Linked DNA regions of Homo sapiens: region 1 is linked to region 2. A link is a loop called in an ENCODE intact Hi-C map of the cell type or tissue named here. Cell type or tissue: endothelial cell of umbilical vein. All regions are shown on one strand. Links, peaks and the distances in the headings refer to the core of each region. The heading gives the core; the rest is flanking DNA. Region 1 overlaps NBAS (NBAS subunit of NRZ tethering complex). Region 2 overlaps LOC105373440 (a long non-coding RNA gene).

Region 1 (16,400 bases), core at 4,686-12,685, 220 kb after region 2:
CATGCATGATTGCACATGGACATGTGTGAAGGCGCAAATTATTAATCATCTGTTAACCTCAGCAAAGAGTATAGAGGATTTCTTTGTACTTTCCTTGCAACCTTTTTTGAGTTCAACATTAAATTGTAGTAAATCCTTACCTTCCCCAAAAAAGCCCATTCCAGAGGAAAAATACCACCTCTCTTCTTTATCTCCCCCGTCCCTGGCCCCTCTCACCTATGTAGAAGTTTTGAGAGAACACAAGATATATGGAGAACAGCCATGGGTTTAGGAAAGGATAAAGGATTCAAGGTGTGAAAACATTTAGCGAGCTGGGTTGAATTTTGGTCCCATCACTTTTTCAGTGACCTTTGCCAAAGTATTTAACCTTTCTGCACCTCAGTTTCTTCTCTTGAGGATAATAGTACCTGCCTTCTATTAATAAGAGTTTGCTGTGTAGGGTTAATATACATAAAGCACCTCCAACAGTGCCTGAGACATAGCTCGTATTCCTTTCACATCAGTTGCTATTATCGTAGTTGTTGTTATTATAATTATTGGGGGCCAGCCTCCCTGGCAGTGCTGTGTTTCTTAAAGGTTGCCATCTCTGCTGTAAATAAGTACCATTTGTTCCTAGAATATACGTAGTACCCTTTGTCTAGGGTTTTTTTAATGTGATTTTCATTTCTTTATAGTTTGAATTGGTTTGATCAGATGTGTTTTATTTTCCTAATATCCAGTTTATGTGAGAAAATTGGGCTTATGTTTGGAGGAAGGTTAATAAATTGCAACAGTGAGCACTTTGAAGACTCCTGCCTTCCAAACTGGGGTAATGAGTGGAGATAGCAAATGTATATTTAGAGCAAGGAATGGGGCTTAGAGGGTGAGGTTTGAGGGGGCTGGTATAATACTAAGTATATGAAGTTTTTAGAGACAAATACTGTCTCGTTTAAATTTTTCCCTAAGTCCTGACATGGTACATAAAACAGTGAAACAGTTTTTTCTAGTTTCAGATTAACACTTCATTTCCTGTGCTTCAGAAGTTTGGTTATGAAGAAAAGATCAAGGTTGTACATTATTTACTCAGAAGCAATAATAATTTTGCTGTTTGTTAAACGTGCCTTTTACTTTTACTTAATTCTCCTTCATCTGATGCCTTACCCAGTTTTCATTTTCTTTGGATGCCTTGCATTAGGAAGGCCATTAACACCCTTTTGTGATGTCCCTGGTCCAAGTCTTTAATACGTCTTTCTTTTGTAGTGCGATTGTGCCCTGATCGGATCAGTCTCATCAAGGAGTGTATTTCCCAGTCCCCCACATGCTATAAACAATCCACCAAGCTTCTGGGCCTTGCTGAGCTGCTGAGGGTTGCAGGTAAGTCTTTTGAGTACTAAACTGCAGAATAAGCTTTCTATGTTATTCTTGACATCATTGCAGGACAATAGCAGAATATGTGCTTACAGCGTCAGAAGAACAGCTTTTTTATTAGACAGGGTCTCGCTCTGTTGCTCAGGCTGGAGTGCAGTGAAATCTTCCTGCCTCAGCCTCTCAGTTAGCTAAGAAGAACATCTTTGGGCAAGGATTAGTATTTTCTAGAAAAATTGACGTGTTATAAAAATGTGCCAATATTGAGCTTCTGGAACTATCTATTACTTAAACGAAGACAAGCTTATTCAGGGTGCCTCAAAATGGTTGTGTAGTCAGGAGCAGAAGTCAGTGTTACCATTTATAACCAGAAAAGTTACATATAAAACAAACCAACCTTACCAGTTCACCTTCAGTGTCTAAATTTGGTTTTGTGTTTGAACCTGAACAATTTGTTAGAAAACTTTATGCATTTACTATTTGGTGGGGTTTTCATGTATTTTATCTCATTTAATCATCTCATAAATGATGTTGATTTTGGTATTCTTCTCATTTTGCAAGGGAAGTTGGAGATGAGAGAAGTTAAATATTTTGCCCAGCAGGGTTAAATAGCAGGCTTTGGCTTTTAAGGAAAGTCTTTTTGACTCTACATTTCATATTTCCTTAACTACATCCTTCTGCTCACCAGTCTTTTTAATACTTTTTTTTTTGTAGTTTTGTCTTATGCTGATCTCTGCAAGAAGAGTTGTTGGTCATTTGGTTGTATAAGCAGTGGTTGGAAATTGTATTCATCTAAGCCATATATATATGTAACATATTTAATGGACTAAATATTTTAAAATTGTATTATGTAGGAGTCTTAAGGTCTCTAGTTTTAGTAATCGTGTGTGTCATTTATCCTTTTCTAGTCTGTGTGAAGGTATAGCATCAGCATCTTTATATTTGGACTTGCAGCAGACTGCCAATGTGATGGCAGTGTGACTGGGGCCAGTCATCCGTTGTGAGACATCTGGAATGAATGGGGAGAACAGTTCATGTGGAGTCAGAACACTGGTTCAAGTTCTAACTCTGTGCCACACATTTGCTAAATTACTTTAGTTCCATTTTCTGCATCTGGAAAATAGGAATGATACCCCCTTTCTTCACCTGTGAAGTTAGGAGAGGCCCAAATGAGTTAATGCATGTGAAAGTGCTCTGTAAACTCTGATGCACTCTGATCATCAGGGAATATTCCATAAGGATCCAGGCCACAGAAGCTAACAAAGCAGCTCAGAGGTGCCATCTGCATTTTTATGTTCCTACTAGGATTTGTTTCCTCTTTTGTCTTTGTGATGTGTTAACATAGTAACAGGAATACCTGTGGTCTTGGTAATCTATATGAGTTTTTAATGGGAAGAGAGAAAGTAATATTTTTCTGCTACGTACTGTGGATACAAAGTTCTGTTACACATAGCTGCTGCCCTCTGAGAATTTAGACTCTTAGAAAGCTAGGGAAACAAGTAATTATGCTGCCAACATAGGATGTGATCATAGTGCATGGCTTCTGTAAACAAATAATAGAAGACTCGAAGAAAGGCCGTGCTAATTTTTGCCTGGGGAATTAAGAAAGGTATCATAGGTGGCCTTTACCTTATAGAGTGTTTTGGTTATCTGTTACTGCTTTACGAACCATCCAAAACCTGGTGGCTTAAAAAACAACCATTTATTTTTCTCTCTCCAGAAAAAGAGAAAAGAGATTTTCCCAATCTCTTCTGGAGATTGGGCTCAGCTAAGCAGGTCATCATCTTTTATGAAATTTCATCAGATCGTGGCTAGGGTTGGACTCTGTCAAAGGCTGCATTACTCACATGTCTGGGTACTTGGGCTGGGAAGACTTAAATAGCTGGGGGCTGATATAGGGCTTTACAGGTGTCTCTGCTCTCTGTGATTTCTCCTTGTACTTTTTCCATTTGATGGTCTCAGAGTACCCAGACTTCCTTCTTGTTGGCTGAAGTCTCCTGGAGTCAGTGCTCCAGGAGAAACCAGCAAAATCTTCAAGGCATTTTCTTTTTTTTCTTGAGACAGAGTTTCGCTCTTGTTGCCCAGGCTGGAGTGCAATGGCGCCATCTTGGCTCACTACAACCTGTGCCTCCCAGATTCAAGCGAGTCTCCTGCCTTAGCCTCCCGAGTAGCTGGGATTACAGGCATGCGCCACCACACCCAGCTAATTTTGTATTTTTAGTAGAAACGGGGTTTCCCCATGCTGGTCAGGCTGGTCTGGAACTCCTAACTTCAGGTGATCCACCTGCCTCGGCCTCCCAAAGTGCTGGGATTACAGGCGTGACCACTGTGCCCGGCTGCTTCAAGGCATTTTCAAATCTAGCTTTGATATTTGGGCAGCTTCATTTCCAGTGTATTTTATTCTTGGACTCAGTTAGACAGACCTTGCCAACTTCAAGGGGAATATTTACAGACCTCACCCGAAGGCTCTAATGGGGCTGAAGGTTCTGCTTCTAAGAGGGCTCATTCACATGGCTCTTGGCAGGGGGCCTCAGTCCTTTATGGCTATTGGTAAGAGGCCTCAGTTTCCTGCTACATGGAACTCTCCATTGGGCTGCTTGAGTGTGTTCTCTCAGCACGGCAGCTGGTTTCTCCTAGAGCGATCTGATTCACAAGAAAGCAAAGAGGAAGCTGTAATGCCTTTTATGATATGGTCTTGGAAGTCACACACCATCACTTCCACTTTATGTGTAGAAGTAAATCACTAAGATCAGCCCTTTGGTTATATTTTTTCATTTAATCCACCTGCTCAGATTGGAATTGTCTTGAATTAAAAACAGTTAAATAACTTTGAACTTTAAGATAACTGTTTGGCACATCTTTATAAAAAGTTTCCATTAACAACAATAATAATACTCATTTTATGCTTTAATACTTATCTCAGTTCCTTCTTTGTCCTTTATAGGCAGAAATAGGAATCTCATTTTGAAAATGAGGAGACAGGAATAGAGAAAAGTTAAATAATTACTGAGGATTTTATAGTTAAGAGGTTTTAAGTTAAATCCTTTACTCATATTCTGTTTCCACCTTTTTTGACACTATATAATAATAATCAGTGGACTTTATTGTCCTTCATTTCATTCACAAGACCTTTGCATCTGGCTATTTTCACAGACATTCAGCAGATTTTACCACATCTCAAATCAAAAATTAATTGATCTGATAACATAAGAGAAAGGAATGCATCCAAATGAGGTTATGAAAGAGACTGAGTAGTTTAGATACCTGGTCTGTTAGTCATGACTCAACCAGAGGAGCAGAAACTGTAGGAGAGGTACATGTTAAAGACTTCATTACCAGGAATGGGCTTTTACTACTATGGGGATTGGCTAAGCAAGTCTGAAATCCATAGGCAGTCAGTCAGGAAGAGAAGATCAGGAGCAGGAGGGAACTCTGTGGATATGGCCTGAAGCTGTCATTCACAGGTGGGAATCTCTCCCCAACCACCAGCTCTTTCTTTTTTTTCTGACTGTTTTTTGGGTTTTTGTTTACAGAGACGGGGTCTCACTATGTTGCCCATGCTGGTTTTGAACTCCTGGGCTCAAGCAATTCACCTGTCGCAGCCTCCCAAAGTGTTGGGATTGCAGGTGTGAACCACTGCGCCTGGCCCCATCTCTTTCTTTCTTTCTGGAAAACCTCAACCTCTTTAAAGCCTTCCCTGAAGTTCAGTCAGACCCACCAGGATTATCTAGGATAAACTTCTTTACGTAAAGTCAACAGAGTACCGTATTTAATTATATCTGCAAAATAACCTTCACAATACCACCCAGATTAGAGCTTGTAGCCTAGCTAGGTTGACATAAAAAAATTATAATCTGGACCTTTCATTTTTAATTTAATGTATTCTGAAGAAATGCAAACATTTCAATGTTATGTAGGAAATAGGTTTTATATTGTGTTATAGGTGCATTTATTATAGAGAAACATTACATATTCCGTTTCCAATATATGTTACTGTTACTAAATCATGAGTGTGTTATTCTAATAATAGGTTTATGAATCTCAGTGCAACATCATCCCTTTTTAAGAATTTATTTATTTAGAGACAGACTCTTGCTCTGTTGCCCAGGCTGAAGTGCAGTGGGATGATCATATCTCACTGTAATCTTGAACTCCTGGGCTCAGGGGATCCTCCTGCCTCAGCCTCCTGACTAGCTGGGACTACAGGCATGTACCACCATGCCCAGCTAATTAGAAACATTTTTCTTTTCTTTTCTTTCTTTTTTTTTTTTTTGGTAGAGATGAGGTCTCGCTCTGTTTTCCAGGTTGGTATTGAACTCCTTCCCACAAACGATCCTCCTACCTCAGCCTCCCAAAGTGCTAAGATTACAGGCGTGAGCCACCGTGCCTGGCCCTAGAATCTTCTCAGAATAGATTGGGCCAATACTTGCCTTGGATTTTATTTAAACTTATGAAGTACATAAAGAAGATCGATAGGGACATATTTTAAAAGTTTTATTCAACCCTTCCTGTAACATGTTTGCTTTTTCCTCCAAACCATATTATAGCTTAGAAAATCAAGGGCCCTAAACATATTTTCTATTTTTTCCTGGAATTTTTTTTTTTTTTGAGATGGAGTTTCACTCCTGTTTCTCGGGCTAGAGTACAATGGCACGATCTCAGCTTACTGCAACCTCCGCCTCCTGGGTTCAAGTGATTCTCCTGCCTCAGCTTCCCAAGTAGCTGGGATTACAGGCATGTGCCACCACACCTGGCTAATTTTTTGTATTTTTAGTAGAGATGGGGTTTCTCCATGTTGGTCAGGCTGGTCTTGAACTCCTGACCTCAGGTGATCCGCCTGCCTCAGCCTCCCAAAGTGCTGGGATTACAGGCGTGAGCCACCGTGCCCAGCCATTTCCTGGAAATATTAAAAATAATTTTAAGGCTCTTTAAAATATGAAATATATTAGATTTTTGTCCTTTTTAGCCTACATATCCAAATTACATTGTATTTGTTTTGTAGCTGAATTATTTGTCTCATAATTGAAAATAACATTCCGAATTTAATCTGTGCCATTTTTTTGTTTTTGTTTTTTTGAGCCAGAGTCTCACTGTGTCACCCAGGCTGGAGTGCGGTGGTGCGATCTCAGCTCACTGCCACCTCTGCCTCCCGGGTTCAAATTATTCTCATGCCTCAGCCTCCCGAGTAGCTGGGATTACAGGCATCCTCCACCATGCCTAGCTAATTTTTGTATTTTTAGTAGAGATGGGATTTCACCATGTTGGCCAGGCTGGTCTTGAATTCCTCACCTCAAGTGATCCACCCACCTCGGCCTCCCAAAATGCTAGGATTACAGGTGTGAGCCACTGTGCCTGGCCTCTGTGCCTGTTTAATTGAGAATTTACAGTCGTACTGCACAGCAATGGTACATGAAATTTTGGTCAACAACGATCTCATATGCAATGGTGGTTCCATAAAATTAAAATAGAGCTGAAAATTCCTATCGCCTAGTGACATCAGCCGTTATAACACGTTATTCACTTTTTTATGGTGATGGAGATGTAAACCTCCTATACAGCCAGTTGTGTAAGTTTGCCACATATAGTTATGTTGGTACATAATTCTTGGTAAAGTTACTAAATGACTATGTTACTGGCTTAAGTGTTTACTATACTATGTTATTTTCAAAGATGCGCCTCCTGTTTATAAAAGAAAAAAGTTAACTTTAAAATAGCCTCAGGCAGGTCCTTCAGGAGGGATTCCAGAAGGCATTGATATCATAGGAGATGATAGCTCCATGTGTTATGGCCCGAAGGCCTTCCAGTGGGACAATAGGTGGAGGTGGAAGAAAGTGATATTGATGTCCTGACCCAGTGTTTGGGCTAGACTAATATGTGTGTTTGTGTCTTAGTATTTAACAAGAAAAGTTTTAGAAAGTTAAAAAAAAAAAAAAAAAAAAGGCTGGTCATGGCGGCTCAGACTTCTAATCCCAACACTTTGGAAGGTTGAGGCAAGTGAATCACTTGAGGCCAGGAGTTCCACACCATCCTGAGAAACATAGTGAAATCCTGTCTCTACAAAAAATAAAAATAAAAATTTCCTGGGTGTGGTGATGCATGCTTGTAGGCCTAACTACTTAGGGTGCTGAGACAGGAGGCTGCCTTGAACCAAGGAGTTCACGAGGTTACAGTGAGTTATGTAAATATTGATCATGCCATTACACTCCAGCCTAGGCGACACAGTGAGATTCTGTTTTGTTTTGTTTTTTTTTTTTTTTTAAGTTATGGTAACCTATAGTTAACTTATTACTGAAGAAAGAAAAATATTTTTTTACTAAATTTCATGTAGCCTCAGTGTAGAGTGTTTATAATGTCTGCAGTAGTGTACAGTCATATCCTCGGCCTTCACATTCACTCACCACCCAACAAACTGACTCACCCAGAGCAACTTCCAGCCCTGTAAACTCCATCCATGGTAAATGTCCTATACAGAGTTACCATTTTTTATCTTTTGTACAATATTTTTACTGTACCTTTTCTATGTTTAGATACACATAATTCTTACCATTGCATTCCAGTTGCCCATAGTATTCAGTACAGAAATATACTGTACAGGTTTGTAGCCTAGGAGCTATACCATATATATAGCCTAGGTATGTAGTAGGCTATACCATCTAGGTTTGTGTGAGTGCACTCTGTGATATTTGCTCAAGACGGAAATGCCTAATGACACATGTCATAGAATGTATTCCTCTTGTTAAGCAACTCATGACTGTATTTTTTTGAGCCTTTCTATTATGTGCATAACTTGATGCTGGGTATTGAGCATCCAACTATGAACCAACCCCTGTCCGTCAAAAGCTTACATTTTAATAGATAATAAAGATTATTAAAAAGATAATCACAATTTTTTTTGTCCGGATAGCCTACCATTCAAATAAATTGTTTTAAAGAGAGTGAAAAGTAAAGGAATATGTTGAAAGGGCAACGAAAACCTATATTTTATGTAAAGAAATAAAATATTTTATGTAAAATATTTTAAGAAATATTTTCTAAAACTTTTGGGAAAATAATTTTAGATCTTTTAACATGAGCTGAATTTTTCTTGTATATTTTTAGACTCTAGAAACTTACTCTGATAAATAAAAGATTAGTACTGTCAGTGAAACTATAAACTTATTTTGTGTTTAAGGTTTTCCCCCTTTATATTTGTCATTTAAGAACACTCAAAGGGGAAAATACTTTTAAAAGACCTGGCAAAAATGTTTAAAGTCCCTGTTGGGACAAAAACTTTTTCTTCATCTACTTTGTTTCAAATGGTTGGTCAGGTGCCTGTGAATTAATTGACAATAGACAGGAGAAAAACAAGATTTTTTTTACAGATGCATGCAGAAGTCACTTAGTGATTAATAACTCTTGAATAGCAAGAAGTAAGGTTTATATACCAACTTAACAAAAAGGGGGATGGGGTGGGAGGGGCTAGGGCTTCAGTGGGAAAGTATAGAAGGTTCTGTTGGGCTTTTTGATGCGAACTGACAGTCTCTGTTCCAACTGAGTTCTCAGGAAACTCCTGTGGAGGAGGTTTAATTGCAGTTTTATTTTAGGAGGACAGTGCTTTATTCAGATAAGATAAATTCAGTTAGGATTTCTTTCTGCATCTTCTGTAGCTCAAATGTTTTCACTTTGAAATAACCCGCATGCCAGAACTGTGATCCCTTGAGCCCCAAATTATTTTCATTCTGTTAGCCTTTAGAAGGAAAAAAAGTCAAAAATTTAATGTAGATAGTGTGTTGGCTAGCATAGTAATTTTGTGGCTTTTGCAGATCACAGGCCGGTTGGCTCCTCACCTAATAAAAATGAACACAAGCCAGGTGTGTTGGTTCATGCCTCTAATCCCAACATTTTGGGAGGCTGAGGCAGGAGGATTGCTTCAGTCCAGGAGTTCAAGACTGGCCTGGGTCATATAGCAAGACCCTGTTTGTACAAAAAATAAAAAAGTTAGCCAGGTTTAGTGGTATGTCCCTGTAGGCCCAGTGACTCTGGAGGCTGATGTGGGAGGATTGCTTGAACCTGGGAGGTCGAGGTTGCAGTGAGCAGTGATAGTGCCACTGCACTCCAGCTTGGGCAACGGAGAGAAACCACATCTCTAAATAAATAAATACATGCACACGGGCACACGCGCACATGCACACATGTGTGCGCACACACACACATACACACACACACGGCCAAGCAGCTTTCCCAGTCAAGGCTTTTATTTTAGGGTTTGGGCTCAAGCACATGGGAGACAGCAGAGGCACAAGGACTCTGTAGACTCCCTGAAAAAAACGGTAGGGATTTTTTGTTGTTGTTTTTGATTTTGTTTTTAGGCAAAGAGCAGGAATTGATATCTGTGGTAAAGTATGCCGGCTGGGCTGGGCAGCGCAGGTGAGTGGTAGGGTGTGCAAGTGAGTGGTAGGGTATGCAGGTCGGTGTTATTTGGTTGCCATAGTTACCTTAAATAATGGGTCACTTGGTGGTCTGGCTGGTAGCAACAGGCCGCAGATCCATTTCCAGCCTTTGTTCCCCAGGAGAGACACTCCACAACCTTAGTTTGATATTTAGATTTTCTTAAGTCCATTTCCCAGAATTCTTTAAGTAAAAGGCATGGTCAAACATCATGAGAGCACAGAAGAATGGCCATTCTCTTGGTATGACTAAAGCCCCAGGGTTAGTGGTTATATTGCCAGCAAGATAGTGGTGTGGGTTTTGTGATCAGTCGGACAAGAGAAGACAAAAGAAAAAATGCTTGAAGGGGGAGCCATATCCCATTCCTATGTATCTCATAGTGATCCTGTTTACACAGGGTAAAGTTAATAATGTAAGACTTGCTTTAAAGATATTGTAAATTGTATTTTTCATCCTCATTTATATATATATTCATCTGTGTGATTGAGATCCATGGGTGCTGTTAATGAAAAAATTATCCCTGATGCATGTTTAAATGAGAGGCTGAGGCATGGGGATCACTTGAGCCCAGGAGTTTAAGACCAGCCTGGGCAACATAGGTTTTGACCTGTCTCTTCAAATGAATAAACAAAAAATTGTAAGCGAGACTCTGCACTATAGGTACAGGGACTACTGCAATGGAATTTTGCAGTAAGAGAGAGAAATTGGGCTTGTTAAAAGTAAACTTATGCTCATTAAAATTTTAAGGGTTTATTTTCAGCAGACAGCAATTCATGAATCAGGCAGCACCAAACTCACAGTAGTTCAGGGCTCTTCTGAGTGAGTGTGATGGGAAAATTGTATAAGGTGTTTGTGGACAAAGAAAATACTTGATTAGTTAATGTGGGTAGTCTCTAGTTGTAGTTGGTTGTTTCTGATTTTACTGTTTCCATTGAGTTGGGTTTTACTTATGTTGGAACCTCAGTTGGGGCAGATGGAAAATTACAAAGAAGAATCACTGTGGTAAGGAGGCATTCTGGTTAAACCACCTAACAGGGTACAAATTCTTGCCTGAGGGCTGGCTAGGGTGCCAGATAACATCTGGGGGTTGGTGGTGGGGATGAGGGATTTGATCAGATTACCAGGGATGACCAGATATCCAGAGTGGAGGATTCTGGCTACAACTGATAGCAGAAGTTGTGCTAAAATTGGGCTCTCAAGGATATGTCCAAGGACAGGGCCCAGTAAGGCTCAGAGGAGCCCAACGAGAATTTGTTAAGGAACAATCTTTGCCAGTGCTCTGGACAGCATTTGCATTCCAATTTCTAAATAGTAGTTGAATTTTTATGATGAGAAGTTTATTGCTGCATCATCTTCATCCGTTCACTTAATCTGCTGGTCATTATTTTTCAAGCCCTTTTTATAACCTGGTTTCTTTTGGAAACATAAATTTTCTTCTCTTTCCCTTACCCTGGTAATACCAAGACTTTTTTGTAGGGTTCCAAACTACCATGATTTTGGACTTCCTGGTTTGGGTATTTTAATTGGGAACTAATATTAATCATTGATCTCTTAGGAGACTGATGGCTAATTCCATGCTTCATAAGTGGATTGAAAGGTCAAAGCAACTTTTTCCTCTCATCATTTAAAATCCCTGTAATCTCTCTGTTTTATTTTTTAAGTAATTTGAAAGACAGTGTTAACAAGCTCTTCTATCAATTGACGTTGCTTGTCATAATCATTAAGTCCTTTGCTTGGACTTACAGGTGAGAACCCAGAAGAAAGGCGGGGACAGGTTCTAATCCTTTTAGTGGAGCAGGCACTTCGCTTCCATGACTACAAAGCAGCCAGTATGCATTGTCAGGAGCTGATGGCCACAGGTGAGTAGACAGCTTATTTAACACTTTGCTTATGTCCTCTTTATGTGATGGATAATGGAAAAGGTCTGTTCTGAAATCAATTGACCTGATTGGTAAGCCAGCCACATTGAGGCTTGAGATACATTTTATGAGCACTGGTAAGTATATAGGCTGTGTACTTATATGTTAATGTAAACATTTTAACAGATTCAGACATTAAATTTTATTTGAGATTTTGGTTGCTTTCTAGTCCCTATTCAAAACATGCTCGTAATTTAAAAATAATTTTATGCAAAATATTTCAATGCCATTTCCTGTATTTGTTATCTAAGAGAAAATTTAAATTTTTATATTAGTTTGTGTCTATATAGTCAATATTTCCATTCTTTAATTTTTTTTAAAGATAGTGTATTATTTCGTTCTCACACTGCTATAAAGAAATACCTGAGACTGGGTAATTTATAAAGGAAAGAGGTTTAATCGGCTCACAGTTCTGCAAGCTGTACAGGAAGTAGGGCAGCATCTGCCTCCGGGAAGTCTTCAGGGAGCTTTCACTCACAGCAGAAGGCAGAGTGGGAGCAGGAGGCTTAACTGGCTGGATTAGAAGGAAGAGAGAGATGGGGGAGGGACTACACACTTTTAAACAACCAGATCTCAACTCACTATCACAACGACAGCACCAAGTGGATATGATGTTAAACCATGAGAAATTGCACCCATGATCTAATCACCTCCCCCAAGGCCCCACCTCCAGCACTGGGGATTACATTTCAACATGAGGTTTGGATGGGGACACAGATCCAAACCGTATCAGATAGCATAGTGCTTTTCAAACCGATGTTGAGAAATTGGGAAGTGGTTTGCAACTCCAAAATTCTTCATATTGAAATTCAAATTCAAGTCTCTGCAGGATAATCAGATTTTATTGTAGAATAATTTCTCACGTAAAGAACACATTCTTCAGTGTGATAGGGAGTTTTGTTGTTGTTGTTGTTGTTGTTGTTTTCTTATCATGGGCTCTGTACTAAATTGTCAGCTTTCCATGGCTATGCTTGAATATGTGAAGAATATGTGAAGGTCCAAACACATCTTTCTACCCACTATCAAAGCATTAATTAGGGAGTGGTTAAAATGCAGGGCTTCACTTCATGGTGACTCATGGAGCTCTGCACTAATGATTTGTGCAACTTTCACATGTGTACTGTTAAAGAAAACATTATTCTGACACTTGTTAATAACAACAAGGACTATTGTGATGTGTATGAAGACCACTGCAATAGGGGAGAGAGATTGGACTCAACTCTGAATACAGCAAGGATAGCTGGACATTTGTAGCCAGCAGGCTAACTGAAGGGTCAGTGGGTGGAAAATTAAGAGACATCAAGGGCAGGGGATCCTTGCTAAAATGATTTAATAGGACCTTGCTGAAGGCTGGCCAGGATGATCAGATATCACCGCTGAGGGATAAGTAATTTGATCAGTCCTTGAGAATTTGAGGATTCTGGCTAAACTGACTTAGTAGGATTTTTGCTAAAACTGGAGTATGCAGCCTAGCAAGGCTGGGGGCCAAGGTTAAGGCCTAGCTGAGAAGAGGGCTCAGGGTTGTCTGATTTAACTTTGGTCACAGAGAGGATCTTTGGCTTTACATCTGTGAAAACATTTAAAACTCTTCAAAAATGATTCAATATATTACAACTTCAGCATTAGCAAATTGTTTTCATAAATGAGCTGTGTTCCATAATATTAACCGAGTGATTTTGCAACATTAAATTTAGAATAACTATGGCTGTCTGTGAAAATGTACTGATCTAAATTGTTCATATGGAGAGCTTTATAATGATTTTATTCTGGTAAGGGTAATAGCTGAATTAATTTTTACTTCACATATTTAGAAAAAAATTATTCTGTACTACAAGTTTTGTACTTAGACAAATAGGCCTAAGGCTGGAATTCCTTCAAATAAGAATAAAAATGTATTTTAAGAATTCAGAGTATAATGTATAGGAAAAAGATCCCTGCTGGGAGTTGGGGGGTGATTCGGTCACTGTCCTTAGATGTCTGTCTTATCTATAAAGTGAGTGATTCTGTATGGAGATCTATCATAATATCTCTTTTTCTAGCACTTTGCAGTTTACATGTGCTTTTAAATACAAATGTTACTTAATTCCTTCAACAACCCAAGAGGAAGGTGTTATTATTGTCCTTGTAGGAAAAGAATTGTGAGACTTTTGGCTCTTTCTTAAAGCTCTCACAGGAGTGCTAAGTAGCAGGGTTGCAGCAGGCCCTCAGATCTTCGGAATTCAGATGGCTGCCTTTTCACAGAACACCAAATCTCAGTAGATCATTTGCATTTATTGTCAGTTAATCTAAAATTTAACAGAGTTTGTCAGAAACACTTGTTTAGAGTAGCATTGAACTTTCTGGATAATAAACCACCCTAATCTTTCCTAGCTTAGATTCTTATCTGTTTCTGCTTATAAAATAATGTGTCACTAATGACTATGATTTTGCTTTGGTACCACAAGACCTGAGCAGGAAGCCATTGCATTTGTCATCTTAGATTGAATATTCTTCTTCTTTTGGGAATCATTTTTTTCCTTGCCAATTTTGCAGGTTATCCTAAAAGTTGGGATGTTTGTAGCCAGTTAGGACAATCAGAAGGTTACCAGGACTTGGCCACTCGTCAAGAGCTCATGGCTTTTGCTTTGACACATTGCCCTCCTAGCAGCATTGAACTTCTTTTGGCAGCTAGCAGCTCTCTGCAGACAGAAGTAAGTCCTTCGATAAAGGAAATCCTAACCTGTATGACGTCCATGTTGTTGGGTGTGTGTATCTGAGGTATGTGGTCACTTAAAAAAGTAGTATGAGAATTTTAATTTATGGAAGAAAACTAGATTGTCACTTATGGAAAAGGGACATGAAAATATTAGGATATAACATAATGTTGCTGGCTTTATAACAGCAAGGAAGAAAGGATACAAGACAGCCTTGAGAAAGAAAGAAAGTAATATTTGGAAAGAAATTATTGAAAATAATGGGGAAAGTTAGTGTTGTGAATTAAACATATGCTAAATGGTCATGTAAAATATGTCTGAAATCATATGGGTTAAAGCCAGTGGAGCAACCATTCCCTTAGGGATCCTTTGGAAATTGGGGATTGAGGTGGGCTTTGGTTGGGGGGGATGCTAAATTTCCTAAAATTCACAGAATAGATCTGCATAGGAGAGGATAGTGCCCCTGTGGAGAAACACTGTTAAATGTATGAGGAGAGTCTAGAATTCACATTTTCATCCCATAGTCATTCTCTTACAGTTGGTAGCTAGTCAGGCAGACATGAGCAAGACGGGAGAGGGCCCCCACACCCCACCAGGAAAGTCAGGCGACCATCAGATGGGTCAGGCAGTTGTCACACTGCCTCTCTAAGATAATAATTGGTTGCAGCCAGCACCAGGGAAAGACAGTTTCCCTATAGATAGAAAAAAACCCCTGAAACTGGTGATCAGCAGCTTCCTGATAAGATCTCAGGTGTTGGCCAGTGAGCTCAAGCATGTTCACTAAGAGGCAAAATGGTGGAGTTTCACTGGCGTATGACCTGTGAGGGCATTCCACCGGAAAAGGGAAGAACGCTGCAGCTGAACATGCATACGACTCCTGTAAACACACTGCGCACGCTCCCCTCCCATCACCAGCAGGCCATTGCACGTGTGCACAACCCACCCCAAGGGAAGAATCAGGAGAGAAGGGGCACAAGAACCTGGCAACGTGCCAGGATGTAAAGCTCTAAGCCAAAGGTCAAAACCCGCACTTGTCCTTCAAATCCCTCCCTTGGGCCTCTTCCAGGTGTATCTTCCTTCCTTTCATTCCTGCTCTAAAGCTTTTTAATAAACTTTCACTCTTGCTCTAAAACTCGCCTCGGTCTCTTTTTCTGCATATGCCCCCCAGTCAAATTTTTTCTTCTTTGGAGGCAAGAATTGAGGCTGTTCCAGACCTGAACACATACACTGCCTGTAACAATTCATTACATTGTATATCATTTTTTTCACACTTGATCCCCACTTCTGAAACCATTGCATCCTTTTGAAACTGTTTGTGAAGTCCTGAAGTAAGCCTGTTACCAAAACTAATCATTATGAAAAGGTAATTTTCTTTTTAAAAGTACTTTTTAAATTTCAAGCCTATATTGTGATGAGAAGCAAATTTAAAAACGTAACTCCTTTACAATATAGCCTATTCTTGTTTTAGATTCTTTATCAAAGAGTGAATTTCCAGATCCATCATGAAGGAGGGGAAAATATCAGTGCTTCACCATTAACTAGTAAAGCAGTACAAGAGGTAAGTTAAAATGAGGGAGCGGAGTTTGAAAGGTGGCTGAGAGTGGAATAAAGTGGGATTACCTAACCTTGTGGATGAGAGGGGTTTTGTGTGTGTGTGTGTGTGTGTGTGTGTGTGTGTGCATGCAGACCACTTTTCTTTTCAGCTTTTGTGTGTGTGTGTGAAATATAACATTCATATAGATAAGTATACCAAAAAATGTCCAGCTCAATAAATTATCATAAAGACAACACCCATGAAACTACAGGTAAAGAAGCAGTACCTAACCACCTTCCAAATCCCCCAGACCCTCTCCTTATTAAACTTCCTTTTTTTTCTATGGAGTCTCACTCTTTTGCCAGGCTAGAGTGCAGTGGTGTGATCTCCACTCACTGCAACCTCCACCTCCCAGGTTCAAGCAATTCCCCTGCCTCAGCTTCCCAAGTAGCTGGGATTACAGGTGAGCGCCACCACACCAGG
Region 2 (16,400 bases), core at 4,145-12,144:
TTGCACAGCTCTGTGAATCATTGAATTGTACATTAGTGAATTTTATGGTATTTAAATTATACCTTAATAAAGCTGTTTAAAAAATTATAATTAAAAAACACATATGGCTGAGCGTGGTGTCTCATGCCTGTAATCCCAGCACTTTGGGAGACCGAGGTGGGTGGATTACCTGAGGTCAGGAGTTCAAGACCAGCCTGGCCAACATGGTGAAACCCTGTCTCTACTAAAAATACAAAAAATTAGCCGTGCTTGGTGGCGGGCGCCTGTAATCCCAGCTACTTGGGAGGCTGAGGCAGGAGAATCACTTGAACCCAGGAGGCGGAGGTTGAAGTGAGCCGAGATCATGCCACTGCACTCCAGCCTAGGCGACAGAGCAAGACTCTGTCTCAAACACACACACACACACCCCTCAGCCTGGGCTTGCCCCCAGTATTTTTTTTTTAACCTCAGAATAACCCCACATTTTCTGTAATTGGGTAGTTTGGGCCCCACTAATCATGTGATAGGGAAGTTTTACTATGTTATCCATGGGCCCAAGATATTATGCTATGTATTTTCAAGTAAGCTATATTATAATTATATCCCACTGTAGAGCAAATGGTTTTGCAACTACTAAGGCAGACCTGAAAAAAAATGCCTTCAGGTATCTGGGAAAGTGTAGAGAGGATGGGTCCTGGGAAGGCCTCTGTAGATGGACCACCCAAAAGCCATACACAGTTCCTAGGTTAGCTCATTTGTGCTGCTATAGCAAAATACCTGAGAATGGCTAATTTATAAGGAACAGAAATTATTTCTGCCAGTTCTGGAGGTTGGGAAGTCCAAGATTAAGGTGCCAGTAAGTTTATAGTCTGGTGAGGGTTTGGTTTCTGCTTTTAAGGTGGTGCCTTGAACACCATGTCCTCCAGCAGGGAGGAGCTCTATGTCCTTACATGGCAGGAGGTACAAGGGCAAGAGACCAAATGCTCCATGAAACTTCTTTTACAAGGGCTTCAATCCCATTCATGAGAGCAGAACCTTCATGGGCCAATCACCTCTTAAAGGCCCCCCTCTTAAAATTACATTGGCAATGTGAAGTTTGGAGGGAACATTCAAACAATAGTAGTCCCCTTTCCCATTGCCTTTCTTTATTATAGAAATCTGAAAAAGGCTGGACGTAGTGGCTTATGCCTTTAATTCCACCACTTTCGGAGGCCAAGGTGGGAGTATGACTTAAGCCCAAGAGTTTGAGACCATCCTGGGCAACATAGAGTCCCTTTCTCTAACAAAACTTTAAAAAATTAACCAAGCATGGTGGCACGCACCTGCAGTCCACCTATTTGGGAAGCTGGCCGGGGGAGGATCTTTTTTTTTTTTTTGAGATGGAGTCTCACTCTGTCATCCAGGCTAGAGTACAGTAGAGTACAGCAGCGTGATCTCGGCTCACTGCAAGCTCCGCCTCCTGGGTTCACGCCATTCTCCTGCCTCAGCCTCCTGAGTAGCTGGGACTACAGGCGTCCGCCACCATGCCGGGCTAATTTTTTTGTATTTTTAGTAGAGACGGGATTTCACCGTGTTAGCCAGGATGGTCTTGATCTCCTGATGTCATGATGAAGGATCATTTTTGAGCCCAAGAGGTCGAGGATGCAGTGAGCCGTGATCACACCACTGCACTCTAGTCTGGGTGACACAGCCACACTCTTCTCAAAAAGAAAAAAAAAATGGAAACTTGGAAGAAGAAGAAAACAATCACCTTTCCAGATTCCTTTGTAGAGAGACAGCCCAGAGACTCAGCTCTGCCTGGAGAGATATAACTGGCAGTGCCAGGTTGGGACTTCCAGGAATGCTTTTCAAAAGGGAAAGATCTGTCTGGCATGCACCGTTTTTCCTTTGGAACATTGATATGATGCCTGGAAAGTCAGCAATGAGTCCCGAAGATAAAAGCCGCACACTAAGACTACTGAAGCAGAAATAAAAGGCTGGATCCTTAATGATGGTAAGCCCAGGTCTGTCTACCTCTAGACCTCTCTTGCAGCTTGAGAATGTCCCAGTTAAGCCACTTTAAAATTTCTTTTTTCTGCAGCCCAACACTTTGCTAAGAGGTACAGAAAAGAAAGGAAATAAAACACACATCATTATGGATATTGTGTAATGTATCTTTCAGGAACATTTTTTGAATGTTTCATAATACAGCAATAATCAAGCTATTCTGGCTAAAAGGCGGAGGAGACATTTGGCCTGAGTTGTGAGGGAAACATCCAAAATTATCCCTGAATATATGGCCATTTCCTCACAATGAAAATGAAGGTGAAATGTGACATATACAGTAGAGGATGTGACTCTGAACCCAGCCTAGGGAACACAAGTCAAATTAGGTTGTTTAGTTTGTCCTTTCATTGACATCCACCCTCCTCCTCAGTTCCTATTCCCAGGTCCTTCTGGAACAAGATAAAGCCAGCTGCTTAGTTTCTGAGGATCTCACCACCAAGAAGGAGGAAGCAGCTAGAGAGAGAATTTGTTTTAATCTAAAAGAAGTTGAGTAGAAAATACAATATCGTCATCCATAAACCCCCTCCCTCACAAAGTCCTTCCTCACAATATAGAATACAAACCTACCCATCATTTCACACAAGTAACAGTAACCTTCCCCCTCCATAAATGCTGTCCGTGTAGGTTGCCCCAGATCTACCTGTTAGGAGGGAAAAAACGACTCAGGAGTACTTGCACTGGATCTTGAATCTTGCTATGGTCAGTCTTTCCATTAACAAACTCTCTCCCCTTCAACACAGCTCTTAGTTGGTAAGGCTCCTGAATCCACCCTCCATAGGATGGTCCTCCATGTCCAGCCTCCTGCTTACTTCCAGCCTTATTACCTGCCACTCTCCACAAATTTTACTTTCTAGCATATCAAACTGTGTAGAAATCCTTGCATATGCCACATTGCCTGTCACCACTGTAGTTTTTAAAATGCTGTTCCCTCTCCCTAGAATGGCTTTCCCTTTTTAGTTTTGGCTATCTGTTGCTGTGAACAACTACACCAAAACTTAGAGGCATACTACAACAGCCAATATATTTGCTCATAATTTAGGGGGTCAGGAATTTGGGCAGGGCTTAGCTGGCTGGTTCTTCTTTTCCATGTGGCATTCCCTGAGGTCACTCACTAGGTCACATTCAGCTGGTGTCTTGGCTGGGCTGGGAGGTCAAAGAAGACTTTACTCCCATGTGTGGTCGCCCATTATTCCTCTACATGATATTGCTCTGTCCACGTGGCCAGCTTGGACTTTCTCACAGTGGGATTAGTATTAGGGAAGACAGACTTCCTACATAGTACCACAAAGATGTGTCTCAAAAGTAGAAAGCAAAAGCTGCATATCTCTTAAGCCAGCCTTGGAAGTAATACAGTGTCACTTCTATTACATTCTGTCAGCCAACACAAGTCATAGGACCAGCCTATGACTCATGGGGAGGAGAAACAGACTCTAACATTCAATGCAGTAAATTGCAAAGAGTTTGCAGCCATTTATAATATACCATCTTCTGTAATGTAGTAGGTGCATTTACAATATAACAAACTATAATAACACCTATCTTCTTGGCAAACTCCTAATTATCATTCAGATTCAACTAAGCTAGCAACTTGCAGCAAATCCTGCTTCCCCAATGTTTATTTCTCTTTTTCCTTAAACTTCTGACTTAGTTGGACATATGGCTGCTCAGAATACTCTATTTGCCAGCCTTCCTGGTAGCTATATATGGCCATATACCCATGTTCTGACCAGTGGTATATAAACAGAGGTGTCAAATGTGACTTCTGGGAAATGTCCATAATGGAGGTGTTGTGTTCCTCCTTATTTCTTCCTTCCTGTTGGATGGAATGAGGATGTGATGGCTGGGGTTTGAGCAGCCATTTTGGACCACTAAATGAGAGCCATATACTGAGAATAGCAGAAAAATAACAGAAAAATAGCTTGAGTCTCTGACACCTTTGGAGAACCATACCAGCCAAAAATTGTGACTCTAGATTTCTTAAATGAGAGAGAAATAAAGATCTATCTTCTTTCTTTGCAGGAAGGGGAGATGAGGGCAGTCTGTCTCACGCAGCCAAACCTAATCCTAATTTATATGCTCTCATTAGTTATCTATTGCTACGAAACCAGTTGCCCCAAAATCTAGTAACTTAAAACAATAAACATTTATTATTACTCCCAGCTTTTGTGGAACAGGAATTCAGAAGCAGCTTGGCTAGGCAGGTTCCACTTGGAGTCACTCTTGCAGTAGTAGCCAAGCTGCTAGCTGGGATTGCAGTCATCACAAGGCTTTGCTAGGGCGGAAAGATCAGTTTTTAAAGCTTGGTCACTCCCTTGTCTGTGCTGGCAGTGAGTGGGAGGCCTCTGCTTTTCTCCACATAGATCTCTCCCTGGGCCACTTCAGTGTTCTCATGATATTGCAGCTGGGAACCCCTCACCCTTCCCCACTAAAGCAAGCCATCCTAGAGAACAAAGCAGAATAAATATTATCTTTTATGGCATAGCCATCAAAGTCACACTATCCCTTCTGTGATATCTTAGTGGCCACACAGGCCAATTCAGCATGGAAGAGAACTAATACACACAAAGGTGTGAATTCCAGTAGACAAGGATCTTTTGTGGGGCAGGCAACCCAAAGGCTGGCTACCATATCCCTGCTTCCCTAACAGACCCCCTTATGTGTTCATGTGGCAGGTGGTGATGCCTCAGTCTCAGGAAAAAGTATGTTCATATCACATTCTCTGGGGTAAATTATGTTGCTTCTAGACTTGCCATTGTCATTAAATTTGTTGGCTTAGCTTTCTGTGTTTTTCACAATTTACCAGACTCACAGAGCAGTTTGAAGATAGGGAGGCTCACATTTAAACATCCTTTTTTCCCCCCCCATATTTCCTATAACTTCTGAGTTGAGCAACAATCATTGAATTTTATGCTTTTGTCAAAATAAGTTGTCAGAAACTGGTCCAGATCTATTAGAATGCAACATCATTCTCGCTGACCCGGCATTCACCTTATGGTGCAGGGACCAGAGGGGGCCTGGCAAACAGACATAAATCCAGAGATCTATAATTCCGTATCCCCTGAAGAAGTGGTCATAAAGTCCATCACTCCAGATATATGGGGAGAGGGAGACAAAGGGCAACCCGGATGAGTTTCAGAAGGACTGTAAAACAGAAAAAGAGATCTCACTAACTGCGTCACTCTCCGCATATGCAAGCCAGGCAGGGACACAATTTATGGTAGGCTGCCGACTGGCCGGCAGGCACGAACGTCCCTGTCTCCCACGCCCACCATCTTGAGTGTTCGTCAGCCTCTGTGAGTGATGCTGTCAGCCCTAGAGGAAATGGTGCCACATTTGGAGTCTAAACTTATGGGTGTTTAACAACAGAATGTACGTCAGACACATGTTTCAAATCCAGCAGCCCAGAATCTGCCAGGATCCCCAAATTCCATCACCTGCGACAGAGCCATTTTGCACCTGCACACAGAGCTCAGGCTCGCTTTCTCAGCCTCCCGCCCAGGTTCCTTGCTTCGCTGCACCTCCTTCCTGTCTGTGAAATTGATCTCAGGTTTTCTTGTTAACAAGGTCTGTGATTTTTTTTTTTTTTAGTAGACTGAAACAAAACCACTTGCTATATGAAAAAGAGGGGTAGGTAATAAAAAAGATGGTCAAGAATGTTCAAAATGCCTGGAGAAAACAATTCTGAATATAAGAATTTATACTGCCTGTTTTCTATGATACAATAATAAAAATAGGAATTTATAAAGGCTGCTTCCACTGTAGCTCTGAATGGTGGTGGTCCAGTTACTATGGCTGCGTAACAAATTACCCCAATATGTTTTTGACTTAAAACATGTGTCTGCTTTGCTTATAGATTTTAAGGGTGAGGAACCTGGGCACAGCAGGGATGGCTTATTTCTGTTCCACAATACTCACCTTGTCCAGGGGCTGGAATCATGACAAAGTTGTCACTCTCATAACTCAGTTAATGCTCATCCTAGCTGGGATGAGACCCAGCTGGGACTGTTGGCCAGCTGCAGCCTGGGCTTTTTCACAACACTGTGGCTTTATTCCAAAGGTGAGTATCCCAAGGGCCATGTGGCCTTCATTGACCAAGCTTCAGAAGTCAAGTGGTGTCATTTCCTTCTCATTTTATTCATTAAGATAATTACAAGGTTGCTCAGATTCAAGGGGAGGGATCATAGATGCCACCACTTGAAGGAGGAGCGTCAACATTACATTTTTTTTCTTTTTGAGACAGGGTCTTGCTCTGTCTCCCAGGCTGGAGTGCAGTGGCACAATCATGATTCACTGCAGTCGCAATCTCCTAGGCTCAAGCCGTCCTCCCGCCTCAGCCTCCCAAGTAGCTGGGACTACAGGTGTGCACCACCATACCTGGCTAATTTTTTTATTTGTTTTTAGAGAGAAAGTCTCACTATGTTGCCCAGGCTGGTCTCCAACTCCTGAGTTAAGCAATTCCTCCACCTTGGCCTTGGAAAGTGCTGGGATTACAGGTGTGAGCCATAGTGCTTGGACTCAACATTACATTTTAAGAAAACATGGGACAAGGTATAAATTGGTGTGGTGATGTGTTAGAGTTTTCCAGAGAAACAGAAGCAATAGGATGTGTGTGTATATAGAAAGAGATTTATTTTAAGAAATTGCCTCACATGATTATAAAAGGCTAGCAAGTCCAAAATCTATAGGGTGGGCTGGCAGGCTGGAGACCCAGGAAGAGTTGATGTTGCCGTTGAAGCCCGAAGACCATCTGCTAGAGAATTCCCTCTTGTTGGGGGAGGTCAGCCTTTTGTTCTATCAAGGCCTTTAACCGAATGAGGCCTACCCACATTATGGAGGGCAATCCACTTTACTCAAAGGCCAACTGTTTATTCATTTGGTTACTTATTTATTTATTGAGACAGGGTCTTATTCTGTCACCCAGGCTGGAGTACAGTGGCCTGATCATGGCTCACTGCAGCCTTGACCTCCTGAACTCAAGTGATCCCACCTCAGCCTCCCAAGTATCTGGGACTACAGGCACATGTTACTACACCCAGCTAATTGTTTGTATTTTTTATAGAGTTGGGGATCTCACCATATTGCCCAGACTGGTCTCAAATGCCTGGGCTCAAGCCATCGTCCTACCTCCCCTTGGTCTCCCAAAGTGCTGGGATTACAGGTGTGAGCCACCAATTTAAATGTAAATCTCATCCAAAAACATCCTCACAGAAATATCCAGAATATGTTTGTTTTTTGGGGTTTTTTTTTTTTTGAGATGGAGTTTTCTCCATTGCTCAGGCTGGAGTGCAGTGGCGTGATCTCAGCTCACTGCAACCTCCGCCTCCAGGGTTCAAGCGATTCTCCCACCTCAGCCTCCTGAGTAGCTAGGATTACAGGCGCCTGCCACCATGTCTGGCTAATTTTTGTATTTTTAGTAGAGACAGGCTTTTACCATGTTGGCCAGGCTGGTGTCCAACTCCTGACCTCAAGTGATTTGCCTGCCTCAGCCTCCTAAAGTGCTGGGATTACAGGTATGAGCCTCTGTGCCCAGCCCCAGAATATGTTTGACCAAATATCTGGGCACCATAGCCCACATATATTCATACGTAATATTAAACATCACACATGCATGCCTTGTCAACTTGGCACCCATACGCATCTCCTTAACCCATACTTAATCTCCAAGTAAACACAATAACAAGGTCATAATTCCACCTAAGATGATACAACTGTCCTGTGTACACTGGAAAACACACTAGCTCCTTCCCCAGGAGAGGATGTAAAAACTCTTGGATGATGTTTATTCTCCTTGACATTCTATTTTTATGTCAATATTTAGATATAAAATTAACAATACTTAGGTACTATAATATAAAATGAGTGTATCTTATGTTACATGAGGAGATAAGAGGGAAGAAAACAAAGATATTTGCAGCCAGGCACAGTGGCTCACGTCTGTAATCCCAGCACCTTGGGAGGCTAAGGCAGATGGATCGCTTGAGTCCAGGAGTTCAAAACCAGCTTGGGTGACATAGTGAGACCCTGTCTCTACCAAATAAATACATAAATAAAGACATTTGCCATATATGTATGTACATACGTATAGCAAAACAGATGTATATACACACATATATATATACAAACATACACATATATACACACATTTACACATATATACACACATATACATATATATACATACATATATACATTATAAACACACAAATATATTCATAACAAAATAAGGAAGAAATACTCATGGCAATTACAGTCCTTGTTTCTATAACTAGTTATGTGGTCATATCTGGTATTTATAACTACTGTACCTTCTTCCACTATCTGTTCTGTATTCCATTTGCTCTAAGCAAGCACCACAGCTGGTCATGAGACCTGATTTGGTGACCCAGACTGACTTTTATTCTGAAGGGTCTGGACCATTTGTCTTGCCTGGAATGGGTTGTTGTAGTTTTCCATTGACTTTAATCATGGGGCATGGTAACAGTAAGAATGCCCTAAGGAATTTCCTGTATTCCAGACATACTCTTCCTTACCTCTCTTGTGGAAAAGCAGTTCAGTTTCCAGTTGGTGATCAGGATCAATCACCCCAGCCAGCACAGTCATTCTTTTCCTGTTGACTCAGAGGCATGCAAATCCCAGAGTGACCAGGTGGCAATCTTAACTTCCAGTTCGATGGAATCACTGTTGTGTCTCCTGGTGGAGACATTCCTGCCTTTGGAGCTAAGACCTCTATCTAGGTCAGAAGAGTGTAAAGTCACAGGAACTGGAAGTAAAAATTTTGCTAGTGGCTCACTAGAGGTAATAGTGAGTGGCACCATTCACATCTCTGCCCCTTGATTCCTGGACCTGGGAATCTTGGCTATGGGAGAAATGGTATCATATATTGGATACTGATTCAGAGCATATGGCCATCTTTGGGAAATGCAATCTGCCACAAGTGGATATATTGAATCTCCTGATTTGGAAGCTACTTCTGCCCTGGGAAGAAATGGAAACATACTGAGGCCTGAGAGTGAACAAGGCACTATGTTCTTTCCATGAATCATCTCTAAGAGCTTCACAAAGATCCTTCATTTGCTATTCACCTAACAAAACTGATGAAGTGCCTCCTATGTGCCAAAGCCTATGATAGTGCTGGGGATATGAGTAAGACAAATATGAATAAGACACACTTCTTTGCTTTCAAGATAATCTAAGTTTTTCAACCGAGATAAATGTAAACACATAATTTACACAAGGCAGAAATGCAATGGTAGAGATATAGTCAGAGTATCATGGGAACTCAGAGTAGACAGCTAAGCCAGTCTGGAAGGGTCAGAGAAGGGATTTTGGAGAAGATAATATCTCAGATGAATATTAAAAGGTGGATTGAATTTAATTAGATGAAGAGGGGCTTATGGGGGAAGAAAGGAGGGGAAGCTTTTCAGGTAGAGGGGACAGCATGGAGACTTACACAGTGGCAAGAAACAGGATGGTGTACCCTGATGTATTAATCATCCAATGCTGCATTACAACCACACCAGAACTTAGTGGCTTAAAACAAAAATATTGATTATCTTACATTGTTTCTGTGGGTCAGAAATCCAGGAATGACTTATTACGATGGTTTTGGCTTAGAATCTCTCATGAGGCTGCAGTCAAGATGTCAACCAGGGCTGAAGGATCCACTTGTGAGCAGGCTCCCTCATGCACCTGGTGAGTTAGTGCTGGCTGACAGAAGACCTCAGTTTTTCAGCACCTGGACCTCTCCATGGGGTTCTTGAGTGTCGTCACTCATGGCAGGTGTCTACCCCCAGCAACTGATTCAAGAGAGAGGTTGCTGTAACCTCTGAAGTCTCACACCATCATTTCCACACTATCCTGCTGGTTACACAGGCCAGCCCTGTTCAATGTGGAAGGCACTGCATAAGTGCATGGACACTAGGAGGCTGGGGAATGGGGCAGGGGTGTCATTTTGAAGATTGGTTACCATACATAGAAATAAAAAATATTCCTCCATTCCTCACATGTCAAGTTCAAAATTGAAAAGTAGACAGAAATAATGCTAAAGAGTTTGGACCTGAGCTGTATCGGGGGAAATGTTTGCTGATCAAGGTTTACTCTGGGAGGTCAGCGGGCCTCAGCCTTCAGTGTGCACCAGAATCACCTGGAGCTTGTTAAAACAGGATGTAGGAACCTCCTCCTTAGACTTTCTGATTCAGAGATCTGGGGCTAGACCCATCATTTGCAGTTCTCACAGGTTCCCAGGCAACTTGTGAGTACCATGCTAATACTCCTGGTCCAGGGACCATGATTTGAGAACCACTGTGGTGGGTGGGACAGATATTAAGCAAGACAGTGAGATGATCGTATTTCCATTTTATAAAACTCTTCCTGGTGATTGTGTGAAGAACATATCTGTGTAGGCACAATTACAAGGCTGTTATTGCAGCAGTATATATAAGATGTAATTGAAACTTGAATGAGGACAAAGAAATTGTGTCAGGCAGGAGAGGACAGGTAAGAGAAATACCATTAACATGCCAGGATTTGATGACTTGTTGAATTTAATGGGGGTAGAGGGGGAGAGTGAAGGGAGAGTAATGAGAGGAAGAAAGGCGTTAGTGCAATGCGCAGGTTTCAGTATGGATAACTGGGTGAGTGATATTAGCATCAGCTGGGAAAAATAGATTACAGGAGGGGCAGCTGGTTGGTAGGCACGGGTCTGTTGAGTTCTGTGTGAATATCATGGCCAGCAAGTAGTCTGCTATGTGAGACTGAAACCTGGAGGAAGTACTTTGGGTTGAGATAGAGATTTGAGAAACCTCAACAAATAGGTAGTGACCCTGGGAATTGATGAGCTCACCCAGAAAAGAGAAGAGCAGGGAGTGAGGACTGAGTCGTGGAGCTGCTTCTCACCCTTTGCTGTGCATGAACATCACCTGGGGATTCTGTTAAAATGCAGATATGGACTCAGCAGGTCTGGGACGGGCCTGAGATACATCCCTAACAAGCTCCTCGTGATGCCAAAGCCACTGGTCTGAGCAGCACTGTTGTAGTAACAAGGTGTAGAGAACCCAAGCACTAGGGGGCAGTGTGGTGCAGAGAACAGGGAGAAGGCCCTAGAGGATGCAAGTAAAGTCAGAACTATAAGGACAATTCGAAGAGTCTGTTATTACAGAAACCAAGAGTATAGACATTCTGGAAATTTATGGGATGATTAGCATTATATGTTGGACACGTTAGTGGAGTAATTAGAACCCAGGTTATAGTAGGTTAAGGGCTAAATGAGAAGAGACTACTAGTGAGCATAGACTCCTGTTGTAAGAAGTTTGGATGAGGTGAAAATAAACTAGATGGAAATGCAGGATGGATGTGGGGGTCAAGGGATGGCTTCATTTTTTTATTTTTTATTTTTGAGACAGTCTTGCTCCGTTGCCCAGGCTGGAGTACAGTGGCACAATCTTAGATGACTGCAGTCTTTACCTCCTGGGTACAAGTGAGCCTCCTACCTCAGCCTCACATGTAGCTGGAATCACAGGTACGTGCCACCACACCCAGCTAATGTTTTTGTATTTTTCTGTAGAGACGGGGCTTTGCCATGTTGCCTAGGCTGGCCTTGAACTCCTGGGCTCAACAATCCACCTGCCTTGGACTTCAAAAGTGCTGGGATTACAGGCATGAGGCATCATGCCTGGCCAGTTTTTTTAGTCATGAGAGAAACTTGAGTGTGTTCACAGGCTGAGGGGACATCGCTAGTAAAGAGGGAATCTGCACAAGGATGCCCAAGATTAAGCCCAGCTTCAGAGAAGAAAGAAGGAATTACGATGGGTGAAGGGAATGGTTTCAATCAGGAGAAAGAGAGAAACTTTCTCCCTTAGCTGTGGGTACTAGCACAAAAGAACTGGAAGACTACAGTGACAGCGGTGTCCACAGGGACATCTCAGTTTGTGTCTCCCAGTCCAAAATTCAGCCCTAGAGAGACAGGGACTTCCCTTTCAGTCAGTGTGCAAGGGCAGTCAGGCCCTTGGAACTGGCTTAAATTAATTATGTCCACTTAAAGTCTTAAGCTCTATACATTTGGAATGGAAAACTTTATTTCTTATGATTGCTTGCAACCTTCAGGCTGGGAAGTGGAGCCTCTGGCTGAGATCAAAGCCTGCACTTTAGGCTGGGTACGGTGGCTCATGCCTGTACTCTCAGCACTTTGGGAGGCCAAGGCACGTGGATTGCTTGAGCCCACGAATTTGCTCAGCATGGGCAACATGGTGAGACCCTGTCTCCACCAAAAAAACAAAACAAAACAAAACAAAAACAAAAATTAGCTGGGTGTGGTGGTGTGTGCCTGTAGTTCCAGCTACTCAGGAGAACCACTTGAGCTCAGGAGGTCGAGGCTGCATTGAGCCATGATGGTGCCACTGCGCTCCAGCCTGGGTGACACAGTGAGACCCTGTCTCAAAAAAAAAAAAAAAAAAGCTGGAACTTTGAGGGAGGAAGGGTAGACAGGAGTTTTATGCTAAATGGGTTGGCTGAACATACATATTTGACAGGTTATAGGAGTTAGGAATATTAATGAAAGGGGGATCACACATGAGTGTGATAAGCAAACATATATGTTACATACATCCCATGTTGACTTTGCAGTGGAGATGTATCATTAAAATGCAGTAATATTAGACTCCATATGTCAAAAGGAAATGTAGGACATGAAGCTGCTTTGTGCACAGTCTGTGTAAACTGGCCAGAACCCTTCCATGGTGGACGGTCATTCCTTCAATGGAAGGGGTGCTTTGGTCAGCTGTCATGTCAAAATCTTGAAAAGGGAGGAGAGTCTGGCTGAGACACCAAGCAACTGGTTGAAGTTGATGTCAGTGGAGAAGTTTTCTGTTCTTTGCTTTCCAGGGCTGGTTTCTGTTTAACTCTTAAGTAGTGGTTAGTGAGGAAGGGGACACACTGAGGCATGACCAACCTCCCATCTTGTCTCGGCCAGGAAACAGTTTTGTTTTGTTTTGTTTTTGAGATGGAGTCTCGCTCTGTCACCCAGGCTGGAGTGCAGTGTCGTGCTCTCAGCTCACCACAACCTCCACCTCCTGGGTTCAAGCAGTTCTCCCTGCCTCAGCCTCCCTAGTAGCTGGGATTACAGGCACCTGCCACCACGCCCAGCTAATTTTTGTATATTTAGTAGAGATGGGGTTTCGCCATGTTGGCCAGGCTGGTCTCGAACTCCTGACCTCAGGTGATCCACCTGCCTCGGCCTCCCAAAGTGCTGGGGTTACAGGTATGAGCCACTGTGCCTGGCCAGGAAAGTTTTTAAAGATTTTCTGGGGTCTCCTTGGCCGAGGGAGATCTGTTCACTCCACTGGGGAAGAGGGGGCTTGGGAATTTATTTTTATTCCATGATTCTTATCTACAGTAAAGTTTGAGGAACACTAGTTTAATAAATTATAAATGTGCTGCTGAAAAGTTTCCACCAAAAAAGTGATCTGGGCAAAGCACATTTGCTATACGTTCAAGCATGTTAATGGTGAGGCATGAACAATGGTACTAACATCCAAAGGGAAACACATTTTTAGGAGGAGGATGACATGTTTTCAGGGCAGCTTCCTGGACTGCCCTCTGTGAGGGCTTTAAGGAGGCTGGGGCTGCTGCTGGGGGGATGTGGGGAGTACCCCGTGCTACCTCCTCCTCCAAGGCCCCACACAGGGGCCTGGCCTTCCTTCCTTCACAGTAGCTCAGGAATCCAAAACGGAGGAAACTGAAGCTGCCAGGCCTTCTTAAAGCCTGGGCTAAAAAGTAAAAGCTTTCACTCACGGGCCCAGTCCAGATTCAAGGGGAGGAGACATAAGCTCCACGTGTTTACCCACCAAAAGTGACTATCTCCCAGTGATGGTTGATACTGAGTGTCAACTTGATTGGATTGAAGGATGCAAAATATTAATCCTGGGTGTGTCTGTGAGGGTGTTGCCAAAGGAGATTAATATTTGAGTCAGTGGGCCGGGGAAGGCAGATCCACCCTTAATCTGGTGGGCACCATCTAATCTGCTGCCAGCGAATATGAAGCAGGCAGAAAAATGTGAAAAGAAGAGATTGGCTCAGGCTCCCAGCCTATATCTTTCTCCCATGCTGGATGCTTCCTGTTCTCGAACATCGGACTCCAAGTTCTTCAGTTTTGAGACTGGGATTGGCTCTCCTTGCTCCTCAAGCTTGCAGATGGCCTATTGTGGGACCTTGTGATTGTGTCAGTTAATAAACTCCTTTATATATCTATACTATTCTGTCCCTCTAGAGAACCCTGACTAATACATCCCCCCCCCATAGAAAGATTGGAATACTTGTCCTCAGCCTAAACTCCCTTTCTTTTTACTGACTGCAAACTGATGAAATTCTATACCTGCTCCCTCTACACCCTACTCCACCCCCAATTTTTATATGTGACATCTGATATCAAACCAGCTTCATTTTGCTCATGGACAGCAAACCAATCATTGGGACTGTGGGTTTTGCAAAAAAGAAAAGATTTTATTTTGTGAGATTGCTTACCAGGCTGCTGAGCAAGGAGAAGGAGAACAAATCGCAAATCCACCTCCCTGAAAACAGGGCTTAGGGGTAATTAGCGGGATAGAAAGCAGGATGGTGTGAAGTATGGGTAAAGGTGATTGGCAGGTGGGAAAGGTGAGGTAATCAGGGTTTCTGCACAAGCATAATTGAGCTACATGGCTCTTCATAGGATGCATGTTCAGAAAATGGTTGAATTAGCATGAAAGGAGGGTGCAGGTTTTGGCCCTTTGACATCAAAAGGTCACACTTTACGCACCCATGCAGGCTCAGTTGAAGGGTTGATGGTCTCAACTGGCTTGAACTCAACAAGAACTGCCTGCTAGCTCCTGCAAAACAACATTAAGCACTTATTATTATGGTGACCCACTGTCAGAGCTGTTATCTATAAGGAGGCTAGTGGAAGTTTAGTTATGCATTGTTTGGCTACTATGACTTGCTAGTGGGAATTTTAAGATTAACTGGATGTAAGCAATTAAAAGCAAGCAAGGCAGGTTAAATTAGGCAGGCTTAATCAGGTTAGCCCTCGGTTTCCCATCTTGCTTAATACATGCTAAAGTAAACAGAATATGAGCTATGTCTTAACCATTTGTTTGGAAGAAATTTTCAGCAGCATATTTATATTTAATTGTTTACACCAGTGCTCTTCAAATGCAAGTAGCTTAGAATTACTCCAGGGAGGCCGGGCGTGGTGGCTCACAGCTATAATCCCAGTGCTTTGGGAGGCTGACACAGGTGGATCACTTGAGGCCAGGAGTTTGAGACCAGCCTGGCCAACATGGCAAAACCCCGTCTCTGCTAAAAAATATGACAAAAATTAGCTGGGTGTGGTGGCACATGCCGGTAGTTCCAGCTACTCAGGAGGCTGAGGCAGGAGGATTGCTTTGACCTGGGAGGTGGAGGGTGCAGCAAGCCAAGATTGCGCCACTGCACTCCAGCCCCGGCAACAAGCGAGACTCTCTCTTAAAAAAAAAAAAAAAAAAAAAATTACTCCAGGGAGTTCTTTCCCCAATGCATATTTCAAGGTCTAGCACTCAGGAATTTTGGTCTCCCCTGTCCGAGGTGGAGCCCAGGAGTGGACATTTAAACAAATTCCCTAGGTGGGTGATTCTAATGCAGGTGGGTTTCCTTGGATGACACATGTGGAAAGCTTATTTTAGAATATTATTGTTTTAAGGTTCACCAACATGGTCATTTGGATTTCATGGCTTTATTCTTAGATGTCATTTTATTTCCTACTTCTTGATCTGTTAAAGAGATGAATGTTAAAGTGGTAAGGACAGATTTTAATCAGTAATATACTATTGCAATAGGGAAGAATGTCCAGCATGAACTAAACTCAACTTGGGAGGTGGTGGGGGGACTGCTAGAGCTTGAGCAGAGTCAGAGAAGTGAAAAATTAGGAAGATTGGTCAGTGTAAATGCCCATTAAGTCAGCTGCAATTAATCAATTAATTAAAGTTAGGGTTGTATTCTCCCAGAGACTAGAGACAGGTACTGTCATTCCTTATGATTACATTTCAAAGGAATGGCTTTCACTGCTGAGTTGTTGGAGAAAGGTGTACATCTCAAAGGGACAGAGGAAGGATTCACAATTGTAAATAGTGCATTGAGTAAAATTTAGTAAATGCTCTAAGAAAGGGTGGTCAGGGGCCTATGGTCAGGTGTTGGCTGGAACAAACAGTAAATTCTTTTAGAAGCCTTGTGCTTTCTCAGGCCCTTTAAGGATAGCTAGGGTCACTTACGGTGGTTGTGGCTCTGAGCTGTTGGTAACTGTTAGTGTTTGCTTAAGTCTTTAAATGGGGAGAGGAAGAGAGTGGACGAAATTGTTTACACTAAGAGTT

Evidence for each region. Hi-C counts contacts between places; a loop is a spot of excess contacts. Peaks named below come from ENCODE experiments on the same cell type or tissue, not always from the same donor. Only the 100,000 strongest peaks of a DNase experiment are listed, where the experiment ranks them.
Region 1: it touches region 2 in a loop (7-fold over the local background); 2 of 110 quality-filtered maps call a loop at or near these places.

Annotation. Positions count from the first base shown.
Region 1 is chr2:15,351,533-15,367,932 of GRCh38, reverse strand. NBAS (NBAS subunit of NRZ tethering complex) reads left to right here. Exons shown (of 52, transcript NM_015909.4): 32 at 1,240-1,353; 33 at 11,517-11,630; 34 at 14,223-14,380; 35 at 15,852-15,941. Among named protein-coding and RNA genes, the nearest start is that of NBAS, 200 kb to the left of the region's middle. In endothelial cell of umbilical vein, for the core only: no CTCF peak of the experiment used is centred there; a DNase peak (open chromatin) is centred at 7,742; H3K27ac peaks cover 3,450 bases.
Region 2 is chr2:15,571,969-15,588,368 of GRCh38, reverse strand. LOC105373440 (a long non-coding RNA gene) reads right to left here. Exons shown (of 4, transcript XR_001739297.2): 4 at 14,500-14,885. It overlaps LOC124905975 (a long non-coding RNA gene), which reads left to right. Exons shown (of 2, transcript XR_007086224.1): 2 at 1-100. Among named protein-coding and RNA genes, the nearest start is that of DDX1, 12 kb to the left of the region's middle. In endothelial cell of umbilical vein, for the core only: a CTCF peak has its summit at 11,082 (motif pointing right); DNase peaks (open chromatin) are centred at 8,568 and 11,088; H3K27ac peaks cover 1,736 bases.